Linked DNA regions of Homo sapiens: region 2 is linked to region 1. Evidence: chromatin contacts called from ENCODE Hi-C or POLR2A ChIA-PET data. All regions are on one chromosome and are shown on one strand. Each heading gives the region's core, a stretch centred on a gene start or an enhancer-like site at or near the end of the contact. The rest is flanking DNA. Distances are from core to core; before and after follow the strand shown.

Region 1 (5,252 bases), core at 1,756-4,255:
TGTAAGTTCCATGGATACAGGATTTTTCCTTCTGAGAACAGTGCTGGGTACAGAGAAGACACATATTTTTTACATGAATAATGTGGGCACATTGTCCAATTAACGTGTACCATAAGACAAGACAAACAGTAACAACTGTAACAAAAATCCCAGTCACCTGTATGAATATGTATAATGTCTTTTTTCATTACTAACCTTTTAAAAAAATAAGGAAAGAGGAGGAGGAAATTTTTGTCGGTTGGATGAAGAGGGGAGAAAATCATTTACTTAGAACCATGTTTCGGGCACTCTTCTAGGTCTGGAGGTAGAGAGTCAAGATAGATAAGCTCCCTGTTTTGTGCAGCTTATGTTAGAGAGGAAATAAAGAGGTGGAGGTGGACACTGAAGAAGCTGGGAATCACACCATCAGTAAACAAACAAATGAACAAACAAGATAATTTCAAATAGTCGTGAATAATATACATGTTCAAGAAAACTTACTGGAAATTACCAGTAAAAATATACCTGTTTTATGCATGGGACTTATCAGTCTCTTTTTCCCATTCCACCCCCAAAATCCTGCACTTTCAATAAAATATATAAATATTCATACTTGATATTTATTAAAACAAGCTGCTTATCTTAGAGTAACTACTTTGTAACTTCTATTAAATGATGAGCTGTGCTTTGTTGAAGACAATATCTCTTGTACATGGATGGATTTAGCAACTGATATTGTCCTTTGTCATATGCCCAGAAGGTACCCATTAGAAGTTAGCAGATTTTTCACAGGTCTTCAAAAGTGAATGTCTGGAATTCTTTCCAACCTAACCTTGAATCTTTGTGGATATTTCAGTACACTGCTGAAAAGTTACATGCTTTTATTTTAGTAGAGTTGGTGAAAATTCCATATGGATTCCTCCATTCACAAAACTGAATGAAAACACAGAACTCCTTAAAATAAAAATAGACACACTGGGAATCACCAGGGAAATGTTACTTATTCTCTGAGCATTCAGCTTCTGCTATCCCTAGTGGTGGGAACCCAAGCTGTCATTCCAATTTCCTATAAACTTGGCAGGACTCTGTGTCCATTTGGAATTGTAATAGCCCGGATTTCAGTTCAGGGAGGAAGGAAGGAGTCATTGCATTCCTCTGAAAAGTCCTCCAGCAGAATCTCAAGAAGCCAAAGCCTAAATGTCAGTGTTCTCCCAAAGGAAAGACATGGTTCCATCTGACGAGTTTACCTGGTATAACGCTCTATAGCCAATTCTGGCAAGCCCTCTTGGCTGGTCTTTTTTTGGTAATGTTGCTTGTTGCAGAAAATTCTGGTTCCTGCATTAGGTGTTTTCTTTTTTCAGTTATGAACAGATTTTTCATACTAAATGCCCTAGACATTTCAGACTGGAAGTTCCAGGCTGTGTATATTCTTGCTGTTCATTCTCCACTCCTGCATGCTTCCTGATTTAGAATGTGGGAGCTGCAAGAAAGGCCAACCAACTCGCCCTCCCAGCTCTCATCACCTGTGGTCACAGTCAGACAAAGGAGTTGAATCCTGTTAAAGTGGGGGTCGGGCTGGGGGGTGGTGGGGGGGCGCGGAGTGTAGACCTCAGGCAGAGACAGAGTGGGAGGCAGGAGATGCCTCTAAATGGCCCAGGTGAGAGGTATGTTGTGGGGAGTGGAAAACTCTAAGGCTTGCGGAATCCTGATCAAGCCCTGAGTCTATGGCTCCTACTTCCTTCTCCCCCATTTTTGGTTCCAAATAAGTGATTTGCTTGCAAACGGATTCCACAAGCAAGTCATTTCCTCTTCCTTGGGGGACAGCAACTGTGACGAGAGGGAGGAAGGAAGAAACACACACCTCTTCTGAACACCCGGGATCGTGGTAAGGTCTTTGTGAGCCTTGGTGAGCCGCAGCCTCTTCATTCCACAGCATGCAGCATAACTATGGAAGGATTCAAAAATTTTGCTTTTAAAATTATTGGGCTCCAAGGAGGTGATGTTGAAACAATTCCTCAGAAATGAGAAAATCTAACATACAGATTGTTTCCAAATGAAATAAAGCTTTTAACGAATACTAAACTTAAGAACTGATGGAGTTGATACAATCGGTTAGCTATTATAGGCATTTAATCCACTAAATTTGGGGGGTGGGGTTCTTTCATTTGTTGGAAAATATATTTATATTTTGCTGTCTAAGTCTGGGCCCAGTGGCTCACGCCTATAATCCCAGCACTTTGGGAGGCCGAGGCAGTTGAATCACTTGAGGTCAGGAGTTCAAGACCAGCCTGGCCAACATGGCGAAATCCCATCTCTACTAAAATACAAAAAAATTAGCTGGGCGTGATGGCAGGTGCCTGTAATCCCAGCTACTCAGGAGGCTGAGGCAGGAGAATCGCTTGAACCTGGGAGGCAGAGGTTGTAGTGAACTGACATCGTGCCACTGCACTCTAGCCTGGACGACAGAGCGAGACTCTGTCTCAAAAAAATAAATCAATAAAAAATAAATAAATATATTTTGCTGTCTATATAGATGCATATCATATATAGGATTTTATATATACTATCTATGTAACATTTTTTCAGGGCTAAATATTGCTATAGGCCCTCAAAAACCTGTTGGCCCTGAGCCCTGTGCCTGCAGAACCTAACAGATACAGTAGATTGTGAAGTAAATGTAACAGAAAAAATAATGTAAAAAGTTATTGCAACCCCAGGCTAGTGAATGGATTAACATGACTAGGAGGCCAGTTCTGTCAAGGCTCCTTGCCAACCCTAAGTCTCCAAGAGAAGCCCTGGATTTTTACACCCAGTCCTCTCCAGCCTTGCTGTAGGAAGCAGTCATCCCACCAGAGAGGTTTCTATTTCAGACCCACTCTCAGTCCCTTGGGAGTCTCCTCCAGGCTGTCCTTCCTAAACCACTTGAATCTCGATTTCTCCCACAGCTGATTTTTTTTTTTTCAAGATGTTAGCAATTCCTGTGGAACCATCTGGATGTTATTAAGAAAGTGTCCCGGGTCCTCTGAGGCAGCTGGCTGCGGCCTCTTGCCTTGTTTCCTGTGTCCTGGATGTCTAAGTTGACTTTCATAAGAAATTTGGAATATTAGCTTAAAAAAAGAAACAGTCAATATTTTTCAGGCGTTGAGCTCTTGCAGCTTAATTTCCCCGGCTGGGACTTTGCATTTCGAGTTCCCATCTTTGGCCCCTGCTCTGGGAAGGATGAAGCACGTCTGTTTTAAAAACAGAAAGCACCAGTGGTCGGGGTGAACCAGAAATCCAGTCTTCCCCACCCTCCCTAGTCAGCCTCACAAAAACTTCCTTATGTCGCTGCTGCTGCTGCTCAGCCACTTCCATACCCCCAGCCCCCGCTCCCAAGTGAGACCCTGAGTCTCTGTCCAAATGTACATGCTATTTAGTTCAGCTCTATAGGGCACTCTCCTAGCCTCCTTGAGGCAAAAAGAACAAATATCAAATAACAGAAAAATGGCTGAACAGATGACAATGATTCCGTGGTTAAGAGGGGTAACTGTGAATAGGTGGGACAATAGGAGACACCAATTTACCCGCTTCCTAACCACTAGCCAGGAGCACCTGGGGCCTGAACAGAGACGCTCCCATGGATTCATTTTACTACTTAGAGCCTGCAGATGGGGTTGGGGCACTGGCTTGCCTCACTTCCCGTTTATTACCCAAACTCAACAGCCAAGCTTTGGGTTCTTAGCCTTGACCATTTGCTTTCCCCACTAAAGGGGCCCATGGCCCACCTCTTCTTCTTTGTTGTTCTTAGACCTTCACCACCCCCACCCCCGACCAACTTGCATCTCATCACCCTTTCAATTTCATTAATAAAGTTAACACTAGTTATTTGGAAGATTTTTAAGACCCCCAATGCTATTAAATCAGACAACGTGATTAAGGACACCCACTATACCTAGGAAGTGCAAGCACAGAATGACTTTTCCAAAAGACAAACAGCCTAACTTTCTGTCTCTGATGCTGGTAGAACCAAGAGAAAATTTTGAACGGAAGCATACAATTCACTCTCCATTGAGGATTCACTCAAAAAGGAGGTAGAGATATGCCTTAATATTCCTAATATCCCTGTCACAATCCACAGGAATCTACAACCTCCTATCTGGTTTGCCATAGACACTCAGTAAGTGGTCTCACCAACCCCCATCTTTTTATTTTGAAAAGCTTAAGCTACAAAAAAACTAAAAGAATAATACAATGAACTCCTATATGCATTTTACCTAAATCACCAACTGCAGTTCAACTTTGAGCAACATGGGGGTTAAGACCCCCACACAGCCGAAAATGGAGTATAACTTTTGTCTCCCCCAGAACTTAACTACTAAGAGCCTACTGTGGGCTGGAAGTCTTACCAATCACATAAACAGTTGATTAACACATATTTTGTAGGTTAAATGTATTATATGTGGTATTTTTACAATAAAGTAAGCTAGAAAATAGAAAATGTTAAGAAAATCATAAGGAAGAGAAAATATATTTACTATTCATTAAGTGGAAAAGGATCATCACAAAGGTCATCATAAAGGTCTTCACATTTAGTAGGCAGAAAAGGAAGAAGAGGAGGGAAGAAGAGGAGAAGGAGGAGGGAGGGAGGAAGGAGGGGGAGAAGGGAGGGGAGGAGGGAAGGGGAAAGCAGGGAGGGGAGGAGGATGGAAGGGGGAAGCAGGGAGGGAAGGAGGGGAGGGGGAAGCAAGGAGGGGAGAGGGCGAAGCAGGGAGGGAAGGGGGGAAGCAGGAAGGGGAGGAGGGGAGGAGGGAGGGGAGGAGGGGAAAAGAGGGGTTGTCTTGCTGTCTCAGGGATGTCAGAAGTGGAAGTAAATTCCAAGCATAACTGGACCATAGCAGTTCAAACACCTGTTATTCAAGGTTCAACTGTATTACAATATTACCACATTTGCTTTCTCCCAATAATTTTTTCTGATACATTTGAAAGTGAAGCACAATGATCCCTAAATATTTCCTAAAAGGTAGAACATACAAGACATTTAACATTGAAAAAAAATTACCTAATAGACAGCTCATTCAAATTTCCCCAATTGTCCCAATGTCCATTATAGGGTTTTTTTGTTTTTGTTTTTTTTTGAGACAGAGTCTCACTCTGTCGCCAGGCTGGAGTGCAGTTGTGCGACTTCAGCTCACTGCAACCTCTGCCTCCCGGATTCAAGCGATTATCCTGCCTCAGCCTCCCGAGTAGCTGGGACTACAGGTGCACGCCACCACGCCCGGCTAATGTTTGTATTT
Region 2 (5,252 bases), core at 1,685-4,184, 74 kb after region 1:
GCCGAATGCTCCATCCACCTCCCCCAGCCTCCTCAACACAGGCGCACATTCTCACCTGCACCTGTGGGCTGTGGCAACACTTCCTCAATTCCACACCTAGAAGTGGCCAGCTGGGAAGTTAAGGTGCTGAGACGGACCTCCGACTCGTTCTCCTAGAGAACCATGTCACATAGCCGTCTATGCTTCTAAACCTCATTTTTTTGGTTTTATTTTTATCTTTTTCAGCTTTATTGAGGTGTAACTGTTAAAATTGTATATATTTAGGCTGGGCACAGTGGCTCATGCCTGTAATCCCAGCACTTTGGGAGGCCAAGGCAGGCGGATCACCTGAGGTCGGGAGTTCGAGACCAGCCTGACCAACATGGAGAAACCCTGTCTCTACTAAAGAAAATACAAAATTAGCCAGGCGTGGTGGCACATGCCTGTAATCCCAGCTATTAGGGAGGCTGAGGCAGGAGAATCACTTGAACCTGGGAGGTGGAGGTTGCGGTGAGCCGAGATCACGCCATTGCACTCCAGCCTGGGCAACAAGAGTGAACCTCTGTCTCAAAAAAAAAAAATTGTATATATTAAAATAGTATAATGTAATGATTTGATAGATGTAAATATTGTAAATTGATTACCCCAAATTAATTAACATATCCATCACCTGTTTTTTTTTTATGAGGTTTAAGGTTTACTCTCAGCACATTTCAAATATATAATACAGTATGATTAACTATAGTCATATCAGGCTGTACATCAGTGCCTCCAAATCTGTTCATCCTAGGACTGAAAGTTTGTACCCTTTGACCAACATCTCCCCATATCCTCTGCCCCCCACCCAGCCCCTGGCAAATGCTTTTCTGCTGTTTCTATGAGTTTGAAATTTTTTGTTCTGAAATATAAGTTTTTTCCTACAGGTTTGCCCAAGGGGCTAACTGAACAAAAAGAACCTGGAAGGGGCTCAGCCACGTTCCTTCCACCAGCTTCCTGATTCCATGGCGTTTTCATCAAGCAAAACCCAGGTACTCCGCGATGCTGGGCAGAAGGTGGCAAGCGTGGTGGGTAAGAACGCAGGCTTCGAGTCAGATGGCCGGGGGGGTCACACACCAGCTCTGCCACTTACTATGTGGTGACCTTGAGCAAGTTAGTAAACCTGTCAGTGTCCTCATCTATGAAACAGGCAGAGCAATAGTAGCAACCTCAGAGTTGGCTGTGAAGCTCAGATGAGACAATCCATGTAAAACACTGAGCATAGTGCCGGACACATAGTGAGCATGCAGTAAAAGCTGGCAGCCGCGATGATGATGGTGGCACTGTTATTATATTATCACTACGACTATAAGAATAATAGGCCAGGCGCGGTGGCTCACGCCTGTAATCCCAGCACTTTGGGAGGCCAAGGCTGGCAGATCACAAGGTCAGGAGATCGAGACCATCCTGGCTAACATGGCAAAACCCCATCTCTACTAAAAATACAAAAAATTAGCCAGGTGTGGTGGTGGGCACCTGTAGTCCCAGCTACTCGGGAGGCTGAGGCAGGAGGATGGCATGAACCCGGGAGGCAGAGCTTGCAGTGAGCTGAGATCACACCACTTCATTCCAGCCTGGGTGAGAGAGTGAGATTCCGTCTCAAAAAAAAAAAAAAAAGAATAGCATCAATAGCATCAATATTGACCTGCGCTGTCAGAGCTGGAAGGAATTTTAAAGATCCCCAAACCAGTGGTCCCCAACCTTTTTGGCACCAAGGGCCGGTTTTGCAAAAGACAATTTTTCCAAGGTCCAGGGGGTTGGGGGGATGGTTTTGAGATGATTCAAGTGCGTTACATTTATTGAGCACTTTATTTCTATCATTATTACATTGTAACATATTAATGAAATAATTATACAACTCACCATAATATAGAATCAACAGGAGCCCTGAGCTTGTTTTCCTGCAACTAGATGGTTCCACCTGGGGGTGATGGGAGACAGTGACAGATCATCAGGCATTAGATTCTCATAAGGAGCACAAAACCTAGATCCCTCACATGCGCAGTTCACAACAGGGTTTCGCTCTCACAAGAATCTAATGCCACCACTGAACTGACTGAGGCAGGGCACAGGTGGTAATGTTCACCTGCCCACTGCTCATTTTCTGCTGTTTGCCCGGTTCCTAACAGGGTCTGCAGCCCAGGGTTTGGGGACCCCTGCCCTAGACCGTTGCTTCTCAAACCTTACTCCAGCTTCACTCTAGATTGCCATGGCTTCTAGGGGCAATGGAGTGTCCACTTTCCTGCTTGTTCCTTTTGCTTCTCTGCAACTGCTGACCCTTGTCTACCAAGGTGCATTCAAAGTCTTTCTTCACATCACCACAGACTCTCTCACACATGGTGTGTTTGGAGCAAGGTTAATGGGCGATAGGAGCTCTTCATTGTGAAAACCACAAATAGTTAACCAAATGCCCAACTCACCTCTTTGTCTCCCCACCTCCACTGCATTATATGAATTTCTTTGAAGGGAAAACATGGATTTGCTCAGCCTTCTTCTAGTTCATTTACTCATACTCCTACCTCCAATAAATACTCTGGTAGTTGTTACCATATTTGAAGAAATGCTACAAGCAGAATTGTTAAAAATAGTAACAGAACAGCGATTTATACCTTAAACAAATCATTCCAACAGATGGGACTTAAAGCATTTATTATCCCTCTCTGGTCTGGGACTTTTCAAACACTGCATTTCCAGCCGGCCAAACTGGGAGCTATTTGATAGTACCTCTCTGACCAATTACATACTAATTAAAAGAACTTGGTGTGGGCTGGAGGGAGCAGCTTTGCATATGGACTTTAATTACTGGGCTCCAGTTTTGCCAAGAAAACACAAAGGGCTTTTTTGGCTGGAAGCTGCGGCTTAGAATGAACATATGGCTTGCGTGGGAGGGGAGGGTTGAGAGTGTAATCCTAAACAGGAAGTGGAGTATTTCCCCCCCTCCGTAATCTCCTGGAAGTAACTATGTACCAGGGTCATCCAAAATCCCTGATTCAGTGCCCGGAACAAAGGGCAGCCTGAGTGGGCAGTGAGCTGCCACTCTGGACCTGTCATTCAATCCTGGGGTCATCTCTGGATCAGGATTCTTTCTTGCCCCTCTGGCCTTTTCCTGTTGTTTTTTGGATCAGAACCTCATGTCTCTTCCCAGGTTTCACAGAGCCTGGGGTAGCCCAGTATTAATTTTTGGCTCCCCAGAATCCATTTCCCTGTCTCCTAGTTATGTCATCCCAAACTCCCCAGTGCTCAAGGCTCAGGCAGGGCTATACCTCGGGCTCCAGGGAGGAGCATGTGGCCCAGTACTGATCAATTTAATCCCTCTGGCCACAGTGTCTGATTCAAGGATGAGTGTTTGCCCTGAACCAGTACAATCAGCATGACGCTCAGGACGTGTGTGGGAGCTCACACTTGGGTAGCTATGTTTTTCTGTGCAATTTGGGGATTGAAAGGTGATGACTGGAGGTGTGGCAGTCATCTTGCTGCCATAGGAAGGAGCAGACCTGAAAATGGAGACAACCCACGGGAAGGGGGGGGAGAGAGAGAGAGACACACACACACACACGCACACACAAAAAGCACTGGAATAGCATCTGAGGTCCAGGATTAAGCTATTGCTGAATGAATCCACTCACGACCTTTCAGTATTGTAAGCCAATGAATTCCTTTTATGCTTAAGCTGGCTTCAGTTAGGTTTTCTGTCCATTTGCAACTAAAATCATCCTATCTGGTAGCAATAAGATCAGGAGGCAGAAGTTAAAACAACAACTATTCAATCTAACAGAGATCCAGCCTACCAAGAACACACTTGCTAAAGCCTCTGTGGAGCCATGGAGACCTCGGCCAGAGTCAAAGAATTATAGAGGTGGAAGAGACCTTGGAGACAACACATCCTGTTCAACCACCATTGCTGACTTTCTTTCTCTAAGTGGGTATGTACCTGGAGGTCCAGGGAGGAAGGACAGCACATAGTAAGCAAGAGGCAAATTCTTCTTCCCCTTGCTGCCTCAATGCCTTGTATGAGGCTGTTGCTCAATAAAACCTTTTTGACTAAACATTACAGACCCAGTCACCAATAACCAACCTCTCTCTCAAACATGCAGCTAGTAAACAGCATTTTTTTTTTTTTTTTTTTTTTTTTACAGCATCTCACTCTGTCACCCAGGCTGGAGCTCAGTGCTGAGATCTCAGCTCACTGCAACCTCTGCCTCCTGGGTTCTAGCAATTCTCATGCCTCAGCCTCCTGAGTAACTGGGATTACAGGCGCATGCCACCATGCCTGGCTAATTTTTGTATTTTTAGTAGAGACGGGTTTTCACTATGTTGGCCAGGCTGATCTCGAACTTCTGACCTCAGGTGATCCACCCACCTTGGCCTCCCAAAGTGCTGGGATTAAGATGTGAGCCACCACGCCGGGCCTGCTTTTCTTTTTACAAGGCATGTATCTCTTCCAATAATTCCCTGAGTGGATTACTTTCACCTCCTACAGCAGTTTGTCTCTCCTTCCGTTTCTTTGCTTGACACTACCTTCTCATTTCTTTCTATTCTCTATTTTGCCCTTTCCTTTTTTGCTCAAAACTTTTCTTTACTTCTTGATTCCACATTACCTATGGGCACTTAAGAATCTACACATTGTTGGCCGGGCACGGTGGCTCACGCCTATAATCCCAGCACTTTGGGAGGCCGAGGCGGGCAGATCACGAGGTCAGGAGATCGCAAACATCCTGACTAACATGGTGAAACCCCGTCTCTACTAAAAATACAAAAAATTAGCCGAGCGTGGTGGTGGGCGCCTGTAGTTCCAGCTACTCAGGAGGCTGAGGCAGGAGAATGGCATGAACCTGGGAGGTGGAGCTTGCAGTGAGCCGAGATTGCACCACTGCACTCCAGCCTGGGCGACAGAGCGAGACTCCATCTCAAAAAAAAAAAAGAATCTACACGTTGTTCACTTCTCCATCCTTTAACTTCTACTGAAACCCTGAATCACCTATCCGTCGTCACCCATCCTCTAACCTATCCTCACACATAGTTCGACTGCATTAAAAACAGCTATTTTTTTTTACACCCTGTCCCCAAGCAAACATGCATACACACACACACACACACCCGCTAAAATCAATTTCTCACAACTGAGTTATCAACATCTTTACGAGAGCCAAGGGATATTTCTTCCTAGAATCAGATCTCGCAGCCACCCAAGATATTTTTACATGGTTCAGGATGGTAGTGGAAAGTAAATCTAATTG

Evidence for each region. A loop is a pair of places that touch in the nucleus more often than their neighbours do. ChIA-PET counts read pairs that join two places held with the same protein, here RNA polymerase II (POLR2A). Pooled maps may share reads with other maps.
Region 2: a map of SK-MEL-5 shows a loop between it and region 1 (4-fold over the local background). The contact joins two enhancer-like sites. A Hi-C loop is called at or near these places in 9 of 168 maps with a recorded cell type or tissue (DLD1, MCF 10A, PC-3 and 6 more) and 4 of 50 pooled maps. POLR2A ChIA-PET finds 5 or more read pairs at or near these places in 2 of 52 experiments (activated CD4-positive, alpha-beta memory T cell and activated T-cell).

What each region holds. Positions count from the first base shown.
Region 1 is chr5:142,538,938-142,544,189 of GRCh38, reverse strand. No RefSeq gene overlaps it. Among named protein-coding and RNA genes, the nearest start is that of FGF1, 140 kb to the left of the region's middle. Within about 2 kb of position 3,005, at least 10 of the 41 ENCODE cell types and tissues checked have a DNase peak (open chromatin) inside an H3K27ac peak, as active enhancers do.
Region 2 is chr5:142,464,458-142,469,709 of GRCh38, reverse strand. No RefSeq gene overlaps it. Among named protein-coding and RNA genes, the nearest start is that of SPRY4-AS1, 140 kb to the right of the region's middle. Within about 2 kb of position 2,934, at least 4 of the 41 ENCODE cell types and tissues checked have a DNase peak (open chromatin) inside an H3K27ac peak, as active enhancers do.